2 separate regions of the Homo sapiens genome follow, and region 2 is linked to region 1. Evidence: chromatin loops called from intact Hi-C (ENCODE). Cell type or tissue: OCI-LY7. All regions are shown on one strand.

What was found. A loop is a pair of places that touch in the nucleus more often than their neighbours do. Peaks named below come from ENCODE experiments on the same cell type or tissue, not always from the same donor. Only the 100,000 strongest peaks of a DNase experiment are listed, where the experiment ranks them.
Region 2: a loop joins it to region 1, with 4 times the contacts of the local background. A loop is called at or near these places in 11 of 110 quality-filtered maps.

What each region holds. Positions count from the first base shown.
Region 1 is chr13:79,538,422-79,546,421 of GRCh38, reverse strand. NDFIP2 (Nedd4 family interacting protein 2) reads right to left here. Exons shown (of 8, transcript NM_019080.3): 4 at 6,647-6,740; 5 at 2,740-2,864. Among named protein-coding and RNA genes, the nearest start is that of LINC01068, 24 kb to the left of the region's middle. In OCI-LY7, CTCF peaks have their summits at 4,582 and 4,784 (motif pointing right); a DNase peak (open chromatin) is centred at 4,791.
Region 2 is chr13:78,134,576-78,142,575 of GRCh38, reverse strand. All of the region lies in intron 1 of OBI1-AS1 (OBI1 antisense RNA 1), which reads right to left. Among named protein-coding and RNA genes, the nearest start is that of OBI1-AS1, 84 kb to the right of the region's middle. In OCI-LY7, CTCF peaks have their summits at 4,559 and 4,761 (motif pointing left); a DNase peak (open chromatin) is centred at 4,715.

The DNA.
Region 1 (8,000 bases):
ATTGTTTACATCCTGTCTACTTTCAAAATGTACTTTGTTAGTTTTTAATAAAACACATATGTATTTTTAACCACATAATAAAAAACCTTAGATAGAAGTAGTATCAGAAGGCTAGGCTAAAGATATTTACACAAAATCCGAGGTTCATCGCAGCTCAGATACAAAATGGACAGCGGCAGTATGATTTATAAATTACTTATTGTCTAATGAAAGGGAACACCAGGTTTTTAGGAGAAAACTTTTCTCTCAGCACTAAACTCTAAGAGGAATGTTTTACTTGGAGCATTATAGTAAAAGTCAAAGTACAGTGTAACAGAGGCAGTACAGAAATAGGAAAATAGGCAATGAATTGAGACCAAGGTAGATGTCAATTCACATTAAAAACTGTGAGACTGGCCTGGCGCGGTGGCTCACGCCTGTAATCCTAGCACTTTGGGAGGCCAAGGCAGGCAGATTGCCTGAGCTTGAGATCAGCCTGGGCAACGCGGTGAAACCCTGTCTCTACAAAAATACAAAAAATTAGCCAGGCGTGGAGGCATGTGCCCATGGTCCCAGCTACTTGGAGGATGAGGCAGGAGAATTGCTTGAACCCGGGAGGCGGAGGTTGCAGTGAGCCAAGATGGCACCACTGCACTCCAGCCTGGGCGACAGAGTGAGACCCCGTCTCCACAAAAAAAACAACTGTGGGACCTTGAGCAAATTATTTGACTCTTTTTATTCTTAGTTTCATCACCAATAAAATGGCTAGATCATCACCAGCATCAGAGATACAGTTAAAGTTTGAAAATTCGTTGCTTGTAACAAATTATGCCTGGCATACACTAAGGGTTAAATGAATGGCAGTTATTGTTATTTTATACAAAAGATTTTTTTAAGTCCTTTTCTTATAACACTTCTTAGTACACACTAAAGGCATAACATTAACTCTAACTCAGTAAAAGTATTTTAAGGGAAACTAAACAGTCCTGGTGATCAAACTTGATGACAGTATTTACCTTACAAAACTGTAAGAAACTCTAGTCTTTGAATTTAAGTTCCCCATCTTATCACATCAACTAGAGGTGATAACTAGATAATCTAATCCCTTCTCAACCTGAGGTTCTTATGAGAAAATTAAGCTGTAATACTTTAAGGACATAAGTTGTATAAGATGCATTAACTTCTTTCTTACACATCTAGAATGATACTAGCAATTTACTAACAGGGAGAATTGAGAAAACAGTCCTCATATCATTTTCTATGTTCTGTGATTTAGATGAGAAATCCCATTTGAATAATAGTGCTTAATTCTATTAGTATCATAATCAACATTGGACTTATCTAGGCCCAACTTTGAGGTTTTTTTAATAATAATTTCTATAAGGGAAGGGACTGTGCCTTTATCTTTGTATGTTCTGTAACAGCTAATAGATTTATACTTGTGTTAGGAACCCACTGTACATCTTTTGCAATAAAATTAAAACAAGAAATTGTCAGGGGATAGTTCTAATGATGGCTCAAATTTTAACTATCTTAGAAGAAACCAGTCCATAGGTCCCAACCAAGAATTAACTGATTAATAATCAAAACCTATGGATTACTGAAACCCTGGAAAGCTATAAGTTTTAAAATAATGAAGAAATGCATTACATCCATAAACATTAATATTTTCATAGTGGGTACTTTTAAATCAACTTCATAATATATATTATTAAAGTGAACATTTAAGAGAAGCTAATATATTTGATCTATGATTCTACTAAAAATTTTAGGAGGATTTAGCTCATTCAATTAGAAATCAATGTTTAAATGTAGAATGTATGTATTTTAATTTATTAATTGTATAACAGCATTTAAAATGTGTAGGTAATTTTTCAAAAGACTTATTACAACAGTAAGTAAAGCACTCTTGATCATTCTCCTAGATCTTACAGTTAAAAAAAAAAAAAACTAGGAAGAAACATTTGTAAAAAGAAGTCAAAAGAGGCCTTCAAAAGGCTGGGGGATGATTATGCGAACAACACTAATGCCTATGCAATTTTTACAGAAAACTATCTGGAGACTAGAAAAGTTGTTAAGATGGGGAACTTGTCTCCCTACGCACTATCTTGTAAATTATAAGAAGGCAGGGGGTGACTTCAGGGAACAACAGGAAAATAAGGAAGGTTAGAAGAAGCATGAGGGAAAAAAAGAGTTCTGATAACCACTTCACAGGCCTTCACTTTTGAGCTCTCAATGTTTTCAAAAGAAAACAGTGAGAAGATATTTAAGGTCATGATAATGTGACTAAACGAGAAATTTTTATGTTTTAACTTAATTTAGGCATACCTGCACTATATCACAATAATAGTAGCCATGATTTACTGAGCACATATATTTGTGCAGTAACTGGATAAGGTACTTTAATTACATTATTTCCATACCTCATAAAAATCCTACAAGGCAGCTATTATCAGCCTATTATAAAGAAACTAATGCTCAGAACAATTAAATAAAGTTAAGACATATAAAAAAGATGAGATTCAAACTTAAATTTTTATTATTTCAAAGTTCTTTCCACTATATTAACAACTTCTCATATGATAAAGTTATAAAGTGTTCATACCACAGAGCTCACTATAATGATTAAGTATAGGATTTAAGAATAAGCCTTGAAATAACTGAATTCATGAAAATAAAGTGACCATTTATGAACCACACAGAAAATTTCATACATCTCATTTTAGAGATAAAAGAGATACAGGCTATCAAGACACTCACCCTGACAATAAGGATCCATTTGATCAAGGAAAGGCCAAATCCGCAGATAGCACCATACCTTCCAGCTATGGTATTGGTGATACAGAAGGATAAACAAAATCCAAGCCAGTTGAAAATAAATGCCACTAAAAGCAACAGAAACCGTTCTTTTATAAACCACAATTTGGAAACAAATTAACATAGACATATTAATAATATTTCATGGCTCAATGGAAACAGCAGCTCCCTTTCTTTTAACTCTGCCAATTAAGCCTTCTTTATAGACTATAGCCTACTTTTTGCAAATGGCTTATTTGCTATACTGTATATCAACAAATGGGTAAGCTTGGTTTCTTGTCAGTTTGGCCAACAGGAATCCATTCCTGAAAGCTTATCATTAATGGTTGTAACTGCAGTTATAAACTAGCTTAAAACCAGATCACAATGTATCTCACATGTGGTTCCACCCAAGAAGTCCAGCCTAAGCAATCAGCCAACAAAATTGGCTTTTTAAAAAAGGTAAAGCAGGCCAGGCACAGTGGCTCATGCCTGTAATCCCAGCACTTTGGGAGGCCAAGGCAGGGGGATCAGCTGAGGTCAGGAGTTCGAGACCAGCCTGGCCAACATGGTGAAACCCTGTCTCTACTAAAAATATAAAAATTAGCCGGGTGTGGTGGTGGGCACCTGTAATCCCAGCTACTTGGGAAGCTGAGGCAGGAGAATTGCTTGAACCTGGGAGGTAGAGGTTGCAGTGGGCCAAGATCACGCCACTGCACTGGAATGTGGGCAACAGAGCAAGACTCCGGCTCAAAAAAAAAAAGGAAAAAAAAGGTAAACAAAACAATAAAATTGAATACTTGACAAATACTTTATGGGTTTCCTCAGCTGTAATTACAATTCTTAGATGTTCCTTTTCTGAATTTACTTATGCTATGTAATGTCATGTAAAAGCTATATAAAAAACAGCTTTTTGTGGACAGAATAAGACATCAATGTTTTGTTTTCCAAGATGTGTCAAGATGTGTAGTGTCCAGATAACCCCTTTAAAAACTGTAACTTTTTGACTTGTATATGGTAGGTGCTCAAAAGAATAAACTGAATAAAGATGCTTAACATCAATTGTTAGGGAAATAAAAATTAAACCACAATAAGATACCATCACCAAACTATTAGAATGTCTGAAAAAAAAAACAAAAAACAGAACAACACAAAAAAACCATCAACACCAAATACGGGCAAGGACACAGAGCAACAGGAACTCTCATTCATTGCTGGTGGGAATGCAAAATAGTACAGCCACTTTGGAAGACAGTTTGGCAATTTCTTACAAATCAGAATTCACATTTCAAAACACCCTTCTAATTATTTTAAGGTTACAAATACCTTCTCTTTCTGTTTCCCTCAAGTCTAAAATGATAATAATGCAGGTGATTACTTATTATCATGGCATGCTGATGTGAAGATTCACACACGGTACAAATGGCTAAACCTCAGAAGAAAAGTTTTCTAAACAGGATCAAATAAGAGCCCATTACATTTTGAAGTACTAAAATTTAAGGTCATTTCCATAGACTGTCAATTATCCATAAACTTTTCATTTCTAGTATTTGGCAAATAACCAAATTCTGTTCCATTCTCTTAGAAAATTTCTTAAAAATAAGATCAGAGATATGCACATTAGGCATGTATCTGAGGCATTTTATGGTAACACTTTAAAAGGATTTTGAGAAGCAAAAGCATTATTACAAACATTTCTTCTTTTACATTTTCTGAACAAGAATATGCAATTATCTTACCAAATTTAAGTGTAAACTTTTTTTAGGTTATGTGAGGTAAAACACTGAAAATAAAGAAGGAAAGAATTAAGCCACCAAAAGGTTTTAATTGAAATAGTCTTATTGATATTCACTGTAATTTTACTTGTGCAAGTTATATAACCTGAAATGCTTAAGTTATAATTAAACCACACTAAAAATAAAATCTATTTCTGGACCTTTTTACCCACAGTAGCTATTAGATATTTAAGAAACACGGAAAATATAGCAAGTTGCAATTTGAAAAACAGCCACTAGATGGTAGTGATGACAAACAAATCTATGCTTATCAAGCAAATAAACTCTAGGCCTATAGCCTGCCAGAAAAAAAAATCAGGAAATACAGGTAAAAATATAAATTTACTGTTATAATGTTGGTACAATATTTGTAAAACAGGAAGCATTAAATATATAAGTTGTGGAAACAATTTAGTAAAAATTTAGTAAAATATATATTAAATCTATTAAATATAAATATATACATTTACATTATATTAACTAATATACTACCACTGGCTAAGAATAAAGTCATCCAGTGTGTCTAAGTTACCATGCATTTATAACACATCAGTGAAAGGGCTTCAAATCTAAAAAATTAAAATTAAAAAGAAGATACTGGTGGTAAGTGAAATAAACGGAGAAATAAGACTTCTGAGTTGCATAATTAGAAGGTGTCAAATAACATGTTTTTATTCCCCAGAACCAGGTATTTATACTAAAAATAATACAATATATTTAGATCCTTTCCTTTCTAATTAAGGTTTCTTAAAAGGTATAATAACAATGAAAGTAATGAATGTTTAAGCTACTCTTTTTTGTAAACAAACTGTGAGAAGTTTGTTATTAAAATGTTATTAATATATAGGATTACCAGTTAAACCAAAATTAAGATAAAAACCAAGGTTCACAGGACTAATATTACAAAACAGCACTCATTTGTAACCACAGTTTATTTCCTTTTTATTATACCTAACATTATATAACTAGAAATTGTAACTAAAACCAATTTAAGATTTAAATCTTGCATATACATTAGCTGGTTGACAACGTGAACATTACAATTAGTAAATTTGAGGAGCTGTCTGCCCTCCTTGCTCATTCCCCTCCCCGTCTTTTCTTCAGCAGATGAAAATAGAAGGGAAGCAAGAAACCATTTCAAACTTGGAGGACAGGGTTTACATGGACTTTCAGACTCAAAAGTGACAACTCACGAAGGCTGTATTTTCTACTTTTTAAAGCTGAATGTGGCACTTTAAATAAGTAAATTATTTCTCGGTTTTATGATCATAATAAAGCTTTTAACTAAATTGAATTAAATCAGCATTCTATCCAAGAATGAAAGCTTGATCATTTAACCAGATTGAGGGCAGAAATTAACTATATCATAGACTAATAAACTTACTTAAATGAATATTGGGTTTCTACCACTGGCTTTAGTAATTTAAACAGTTGATTGGGCATCTTATTATTTAATGAGTTTACTATGTCAATCCCTGTATTATGAATTGAAATAATGAAGACTTTGACACAGTCTTCCCTCAAGAAGATTAAATTTACTTTATAAGTCAAATACTAAGAATTCTGCAAGATGTTAAAATGTTACTGTTTCTGATCTTCTAACTACTTAACATTCCCCCAAATAAGACTTATACTTTCATAACTGTCTGTCCCAAGTGACACTGTTCCAGTTGCCCAGAATATCTGTTTTTCCAATCCTTCTTCTAGCTTAAGGACACTCAAATGGAAATCCTCTGCCCCAATAGTGCAATTTATAGTTTCATTCTATACGCTCCTACAGAGCTGAATGGGCACCAATATAGCAGTATTTCTCTTTAAAAATCTGAAATAGCTTAAATATGCTTATGTACTTTTACATGTCAGCATCTTCATAATGGCTGCAACGCATAAATTTATCCAACAAGAGTTTGATAAATTCTAGGATTTGTATTTAAACATATGATCACAGTATTCATTAGTCCAATATCAGGAACAATTTACATTTTAAGAAAGGTAGACATATGCTAACAATATTTGCTTCTCTTCACTATGTTACTTTAATACACATACAGCCAATTCATAAAAACAACCCAAAATAGTTTAGGAAGATTACTTACTGAAAAATGCCAGCATGAAAATGCCATCATTCCCCACTCTGAGCTGGTCTGCATCACTGAAGTCATCTCTTGGTGGACACTCTTCCTCCTGAATCTGTAAATATGTAACATTGGAATAGCTCACTAAAAATTACAACTTTATCATCTTAAATGTAAGCATAAGAACTTCAGCAACATCTAATGTTCTCAATTTGTTGTATAGACAAATGCAATAATGAGTACAATGTCTGGCACAGAGTAATCAATAAGCATTAGCAACTAATATTTTTTCACAGTCACATTTGAAAAGAGTAACTTTAAAGATAAACACAAAAAAGATAAAAGATGAATAACATCAAACTCATAAAAATGGTATCAAGAAGATACATGTGACAGTGCTCCATTAGTAATGACTGGGAAATAAGAACTTTCATAACCAGTGGTGGAGTATAAATTGGTACAACTTATATTGTTGGCAATTTTGCAATAATTATCAAAAATAAAAATGTGCATACCCTATGATCCAGCAATTCCAGTTCTTAAAATACACTGCACATATATATATATGTATACACACACACACATATTCCCTCTTATAAAAATGATGTATTAAAGATAATTCATTCCAGCAATGTTAATAAGAGCAAAAGATTAGATACAATCTAAATGCCCATCAACAGCAGACTATGTTAGGAGACAATTCTCCCCAAGTCTATCATGTTTCTACATGTCTTCCAGGTAGAGGCATTGGTGGCCTTTTTTCTGGAAAAGCTGCCGGCATTCGATGCCAGTCCCTCAAGCAGCCACAGAGCTGTACACTGCAAAGCCTCAGGGGCAGAGCTACCCAAGGCCTGGGAAGCCCACCCCTTGTACCAGTAAGCCCTGGATGTGAGACGTGGAGTCAAAGATTATTCTGGCCAGGCGCTGTGGCTCACGCCTATAATCTCACACTTTGGAAGGCCAAGACAGGTGGATCACTTCAGGCCAGGAGTTCAAGACCTGCCTGGCCAGCATGGTGAAACCCTGCCTCTACTAAAAATACAAAAATTAGCCAGGTATGGTGGCACATGCCTGTAATCCCAGCTACTCAGGAGGCTGAGGCATGAGAATCGCTTGAACTCGGGAGGTAGCAGCTGCAGTGAGCCGAGATCACACCGCTGCACTCCAGTCTGGGCGACAGTGAGACCGTCTCAAAAAAATATTATCTTGGAACTTTAGGATTTAATGACTGTCAGGCTTGGTTTCGGTCTTCCATGGGGCTTGTATCCCCTTTTGTTGGCCAATTTCTCCCTTTTGGAACCAGCATATTTACCCAATGCCTATAGTGCCATTTTATCTTAGAAGTAATTAGCTTGTTTTTGATTTTACAGGCCCG
Region 2 (8,000 bases), 1.4 Mb after region 1:
AATTATCAGATGAAAAGTAAGAAAAACTCTCTACCTTTGTTAAGATCTGACACTGGAATCACACAGCTGGTAGCAAAGTTAGTTATCATCTAATCCAAATCTTAATAAAATGTTTTACTCTTCTAAACATGAGACTTCTATGATTCAGAAACACTGCTGTTGAATATGGAAACACAAACTACATAATCTAGATTATATTTTAGCAGAATAAAAACTGACATTATATATATTTTTTTATTCTGCTCTGTTTTCTTTAGTTTTCCTCCCACTTATCCGCTTCCTTCTTCCTTCAACTCCCACACCTGTAACCCCAGCACTTTGGGAGGCCAAGGCAGGTGGATCATGAGGTCAGGAGTTCGAGACCAGTCTGGCCAACATGGTGAAACCCAGTATCTACTAAAAATACAAAAATTAGCTGGGTGTGGTGGCACACACCTGTAATCCTAGCTACTTGGCTACTTGGGAGAAGGAGAGGCAGGAGAATTGCTTGAACCCGGGAGGCGGAGGTGGCAGTGAGTGGAGATTGTGCCACTGCACTCCAGTCTGGGCAACAAAGCAAGATTCAGTCTCAAAAAAAAAAAAAAAAAAAAACCTCTAAGGACTGTGAGTTTCATTAATCTCAAACTCCCATACTACCTAACACATAGAATGTCCCCATGAACACATGCAAATTAAATTGCAAACAACAATGCATCTAGCTAAACAAATAGAGAAGAGACGCTCAATTTATGCATCTTCAAAATGAAAGAAGATTATAAGCGTAAGCCACCGTACCCAGCCTATACCTTAACTGAAAGTAAGGTACTCTCAATTAAGGTATAGGCTGGGTACAGTGGCTTATGCTTGTAATCTCAACACTTTGGGAGGCTGAGGCAGGTGAATCACTTCAGCCCAGGAGTTTGAGATTAACCTTGGCAACATAGTGAAACCCTGTCTCCACCAAAAAAAAAAAAAAAATACAAAAAGTAGCCAGGTGTGGTGGTGCATGCCTGTAGTTTCAGCTACTTGGATGGCTGAGGTGGGAGCATCTCTTGAACCTAGGAAGTCAAGGCTACAGTGAGCTGAGATCCTACCACTGCACTCCAGCCTGGGTGACAAAGTGAGACCCTGTCTCTAAAATAAAACAAAAGAAGGTATAACTCCCTTACAAAGGACAAAAAAATCAAATTTTTATTTCTATCATGTAAACTCTAATTATAAGAGGGAATAATCAGCATCAGGATCTGTTACCAGTATTTTAATTTGTGCCAGAAATTAGCCTAACACTCAGTACTGTCTAATTTATTGAATAATAATGTCATAGATGGTTTGACTGCAGTGCAGCTATTCAAAAGTAAAAGAGAGAATAGTCAATGTAATTACCTAGTCAATTTAAGAAAAGACTCATAATTTTGTGTCACTTAGTTCTCATCTCTATCTTGAGCCGTAAAAGAACCCTTCATTATGTAAACTATGTTAACTATGACCAAAGTGGTTGACGATCCCAGACAAAGTCTATCAGATGAATCCCGATGCTTCCACATTCACTGACTTGCTTCTTCAAGGGTCACTGCTGAATAAAATACCTGGTGGGAATATTTCCAGTAGCTCTATCAAGATCATTTTAAGAATAATTTTAAGCCTGTATGTTAGATACTATTTTGACAAGTTGCTACGGCTTTGCTGTTACCCTGAATGTGCCATTTTCTTCACATCTCTCAAGTGAGAAATCACCAGAGATCTAACCAGTGATTTAGTGTTCATGCATGCCAGAGAGAGGCTTCAATGGTTCGTTAACGTAGGCTGATTCCTACTCCTGCTACCTTTGATTCTGGTTTTAATATAAGCTTCCTATCTGTGTGACTGTCACGGGCATAACCTGAGCACACAGCTGACAGCTGAGAAACCAGAAAGTTATTTTTCAATCATGTATAGGAAGCCTCATTATTTAGACCAAAATTATAATAATAATAAATGTAACTTCTTCATATCACCCAAGTGACTGTCTTGAGTGTTGTTTATAAGTCATTGTCAGCCTGTAAAGATCTCTCTTGTTACGTAGGAAATTAAAAGTGATTTTGTGTTAAGATCCCTTTTATACACTTATATTAAAATTCTTTTTCCAGAAGCGCTAACAATTATTTTGTATGACCAATAGAGAATTGCAACAGTTTTTGTTGTGTTGATACTCAATGACTTATGATGCTGAAAAACTAGTGAGGAAACAAAATAAGATGGCCAAAGCAGGCAATCTGGATTTTATGTATCAAAAACACTTGATGGTATGAGTCTTCCCAAAGAAGCAGTGACTCGCTTAGTGGATAAACCAAGAAATAATGAAAAGGAATAGTGTCATAAAAGATGCCTTTAAAATCCATTTGTATCTTGTCCTCAATAGCAAAGTACTGCTTGGAGTATTTTTGTTTTGTTTTATTTTTTAACAGAAGGGATGAAAAGGTATCTTTTTGTAGTAGCTCAGTGAGGTACCTCAGAAAAGTTGGAAATGAGCCTAAGGCACTAACACTCGTCCAAAGGTCCCTGGCCTAGCAGCACAAGCAGGGTTCCCACTAGGCCCAGCACTCATGAGATTTGCATTAGATCTCTGGGCTTTAAAGCACACAGGCAGCAAAAGATCGAGGGGCTGATATACTCTCACATTTCAGCACTAATTAGATAAAAAAGGGAAGGGCAGGGCATGCACCATTGTGTCCTGGAACAGAGAGAGAACACTAGTGAAATCTGAATAAATGCTGCAATTTAGTTAATAGTATTTTACCAAAGTTAATTTCTTAGTTTTGACAAATGTACCATGTTGACATGAGAAGAAGCTGAATGGAGTGTTAATGAGAACTCTCGTACTATCTTTGCAACTTTTCTCTTAATCTAAAATTATTCCAAATTAAAATGGTAAAAAAAGAGAGCAAGAACAGTGGTTCTTGATTCCTCTTCAGCTACTGGGTTGTGGTTATAGGAGACAGGTAAGAGCTATGATGCAGTTATCACTCAGTAACATATCCCATCAGCACATACAGAAATTATAATACCAATAATTTACATAACTGAAGAAGTAAAAGACAATTGGCTATCATTAGGCTGATTCACATAACCACTCACAAGAGTTTCATTTTCCTATAACACTCTAACCCCATCATTTTGTCTGGAAAAGATAAGCTCTATGCTCTAGGTCACAATTAATTAAATTAATGAAGAGTCCATATTTTATACGAGCCATTATTCAGAACATGATAGGTTCTGTGACTATTTACAAATTAGGGAAAATATAAAATTGACCCTATATGCAACCATTAAATAGAGATGTAATGTTTAGAACATTCAAATTCAACAACAACAACAAAAAACAACTTCCAGAGAAAGATTGAAATTGTCCTGAATTATTCTGTTGTCCAGATCTGCTTTATCATTGCTAGCTGGGGGATTTTTGCAGACTTCTTAACTGCCCTATGCTTCCATTTCCTTACCAAAAAAAATGAAGCTGCTAATAGGATCTGGGTCCAAAGTTTGACAAACAAAAAAGTGAGATAATGTAGGCACATTCTTGACAAAGTAAGCATTCTGTCACTTTTTATTAGGGTTTCAACATCACTTGGAATCCCAGGGCTGTTCACACAAAGGCTGCCTGTAAAAGCAGACAGTACTTGGCCAGGTGCGGTGGCTCACACCTGTGATCTCAACACATTCGGAGGTCAAGGTGGGAGGATTGCTGGACACAAGGAGTCCCAGATGTGCCTGGGAAACAAAGTGAGACCCCCATCTCTAAAAAAAAAATAATAATAATAAATAAAATAAAATAAAATAAAATAAAATAGAAAAAATTGGCTGGTCATGGTGATGGGTGTCTGTAGTCCCAGTTACTCCAGAGGCTGAGCTGGGAGGATAGCTTGAGCCTGTGAGGTTGAGGCTGCAGCGAGCTGTGATCATGCCATTATACTCTAGCCTGACGGAGTACAATGCCTCAGAGTATTCTTTTAAAAGTAGACAGTACACAGACAGACATTGGTCTAAACTTCAGGCCCTGAACTATACTCTGTGTTTCTTTTAACTAGCACAAAACTGCTGATAAATAGGATTGCTGCATGAAGCAAGCCAATACAGTGGGCAGATGTTAGATGAGTTCAAATTACAGCTGAACAAAACTTAAGGTATATTTGAATGCTGAGTTCTTCATATTTTTTCATATTTGTCTCAATCTTGTGGTACTCTGTAAAGCTAATGGTCGCTGATAATGCAATGAATAATTTGCCATTGTAAACTCGAGCTGCAAACTGAATGGATAATCTGTCCACTTTCTGTTGCTTGGGTTAGGCTGGTGTGCCAAAATAGAATATAGAATTTGTAGATAATATATACAGAACTTAAAATTTTAAGATAAAGAGATGATGCCAGTATTCTGCTTGGGACATTAAAGAGTAGGTGTTTGGCTTTCTGGGTGGGTGGACATATGCTGCTCGGGAGGTCACCACTTCCTGAACTAGAGAACCTTCAGAGGCATCTCTAACCTCCAGGGGCAACGTCACAAGAGTTTTACATGCTAATTGGCAGACTCTGAGGTCACTCCCTAAAGCACCACTTCCTTGTGGAATGTAAAGACAGTGTGCCAGGATCAGCCAGACCACCTGTGGGCGGGTGAGGAACAGTACTGGGGTAAATGTGGAGGCACCAGCTCTTAGAGCCGTCTCTTCCCATCCTGTTTGTAGCTGGAATGCACAGCCTTAACATACTATTCTGCTTAATCAATTCTGCCATCTAGTGGCTACTTTCTACCCTACTACTTTTCCTTTCCGGCTTTCCCTGTCTGATACAATCGAGGGACAGATAAGGATGCTCAAAGCCTGGGATGCCAGTTAGTAGTGGGTGGGGAAGAGGGGGAGGGAAATTGCAACCCTCCCATAAGAAAAGTAATCATTGGATGAAAAACAGGAGAGGTTCTTGGGGACTTACCTCCAGAAAACCAAGCATATAGGAGTCATGCTGGGCTATGTGGCTTCAGATCAGCAGAGAGAACAGCAGGCTCAGAGACCACATGTTAAGCAAAAATCCAAAAATCTTCAAAGACCTTCCAATGCCAAAAACCTGTGATGAAAATCCCCCTGGGTCTCAACCACCTTTGAAGGCAGCCTTTGGTTAGCCCTGCCCCCTCCTTTCTCTGAAAGCTGTGTGTGCCCCTACTCTGGGCCCCAAGCTGGTTTTTTTTTTTTTTTTTTTTTTTTTTTTTAAGAAAAAGAAAGGTTATTTGTACTCCTGAAGACATACAGGGGAGAGATGCGATTACTTATAGCTCAAAACCCTTCGCTTTTGAATGCAATTTACTTACCTTATGTCTGCAAACTCTGATACTAATGGATCACCATATATCCTAATCATCAGATTAAGATAATGCACTAATAAAGATACCATCTGATAATTGAGACTGCTGCATGTTTCATATTGCCATCAGAGACTAAGTGTAGAAGTCTTTGGGATGCAGTATTGAGTGAGGAAGTAATTATTTCCATGATTGCTGATGCTTTTCCAGAACACTGATTTTTTTTTAAAAAAAAAGCAGTGAAACGTTTATTTGAAGATAAAAATAAAATTTTGTTATGAACCAGTATATTAGGATTTCTCACAGCATTTCAAACAAACATGGAATTCAATAGGAACTTTATATATTTGTGTTACCACTGACCTGAGAGCAACCTGAAACTTTCCCCAAGAATCAGTATGTTGAATGCTGCAAAACAGAAACCTTTGTAACATTTTTCTTGTTATAAAATAAATGCCAGTTATTGGTGAAACATTCAAGAGACTAGAGAAAAGTATAAATTAAAAAATGATAATCAAAAAAAATCAATATCATTTTCGCTCCCTTGACTTAAATATTGTTGACACTTACATATTTTATACTAACCATTTGATTGCCTTAGTACGAGGCAGTTATTTTTGTTTCTGCTGACTTTCCCTTACGTAGTTTATAATTTTTATTGTGAGCTCATCTTAAGTTGGTATTTTATTATTGTTGTTGTATTATATGATTGTCTCCCCTGAGGGGGTGTTTTGTACCCTCTTCTTATGGAAGACTCTCTATATTTGCTTTTGCAGAATGCCCCAGAGACTTTGCTGGTTTCAGATATTCCATTAGTTTCTCTGCTCAGGAATCATATACAACATGGATGTAAAAATTTGGACTTCAGAGTAGAGGTTTTGATTTCTCCTGAGAGGTTTATTTATTTGCCTATAGAAAAGCTTTCTTAACTTTTCCCAGAACTGTTCTTTAAGAACGGGGCAACCCTGGGAGGCGGAGATTGCGGTGAGCCGAGATCGCGCCATTGCACTCCAGCCTGGGCAACAAAGAGCGAAACTCCATCTCAAAAAAAAACAAAAAAAAAAAGAAAGAAAGAAAGAAAGGAAGGGAGGGAGGGAGGGAGGGCGGGAGGAAGGGAGGGAGGGAGGGCGGGAGGAAGGGAGGGAGGGAGGGCGGGAGGAAGGAAGGAAGGAAGGAAGGAAGGAAGGAAGGAAGGAAGGAAGGAAGGAAGGAAGGAAAAGGAAAGGAAAGAAAGGAAAGAAAAGAAAAGAAAAGAAAAGAAAAAAGAAAAGAAAAGAAAAGAAAAAGAAAAGAAAAGAAAAGAAAAGAAAAGAAAAAAGGGGCAACCCTTCCAGGCCTAACTTTATGTCTTGGGCCTCATGGCATGGCTTCCCTGTTGGATGTATATTTGATTATCAATATCCCAAGAACCAGAGCCCTAATTCATACACTTACATTCTGCCTATGGTTAACCTCCTTGACTCTGCAACTAGACATTCTCCTTCTAACTCATCTTTAGATTTTTACTAAAGCAATATTGTTATATTTTATATAGCATTTCACAAGTTTTAGTGGAAAGTGGCTCACATTGCGTCAGTCTGCCATATTGCTGGAACTCAAGTATTTTCCTGTCTATGTATACTGTTTCATATAGCTGAAATAGTATACCACATCCTCACACCAAATTCTCCCTAAATTAGAGTAAAAAATAAGTTCTGTCATTCAAACCCTTCAAAGCTTCCAGGGTTAAACTCCTGCTCCATCTGTTCTTTTACTTAGAGACATCCAGCACTACCATCTGTTTTGAACATGTTTTATAGTAAGTGTTGTGGCCACTGATAATTTATACTTATTAAGAATCATTATAATATAAAAATACCGAAATGTAGAAATAACTCACTTAACATTCTTACAACAAGGCACTCACCACGCAGTTGTAGAGAGCTGTAGAGTATTATATTGAAATCCATGAACTCAATATTTTAGATCTGAAAACTACCTTAGAAACCATTTGCAGTAACCAACTCTTTTAATTGAGAAAACTAGGCCCTAAGAGTTCAAGAACAACATCCTAAGGTCTCTGCAAAACCTCTAGCAAAATGGCACCAAGGCACTGTGTACTGTTCAGAGTCAACTCAACACTCCAAAGTAAAATAAGTATCCAGATAATCTCCTTGTTAAACTTATTAATAAACCTTAAGGTGACTATCTGGAATGAACAGTTATTAGCTGGGTAGGGTGATGCATGCCTATACTCCCAGCACTTTGGGAGGTCGAGGTAGGAGGATGACTGGAGCCCAGAAGTTCAAGACCAGCCTGGGCAACATGGCGAGACCTTGTCTCTACAAAAAATAAAAATACAAATTTTAGCTGGGCGTCGTGGCTTGCACCTGTAGTCCTAGCTACTCCTGAGGCTAGGTGGGAGGATCCCTTGAGTCCAGGTGTTCAAGGCCACAGTGAGCCATGATTGTGCCACTGCACTCCAGCCTGGGTGACAGAACAGAACCCTGCCTCTAAAAAAAAAAAAAAAATTGTCTATGTAACTTATGACACTTTTCATTTTAATGTTGTAATATGTTAGAGTCCACTCACATTGTCTGTAGTTCTAACAGTTCCATAATTTACTTTTAAAATTTCAACATAATTAATGGAATCCTGACTAATGCCAAATAATAATGGTTTGTAAATGAATACAAACCATTTTGCAGCTACAGGTGTA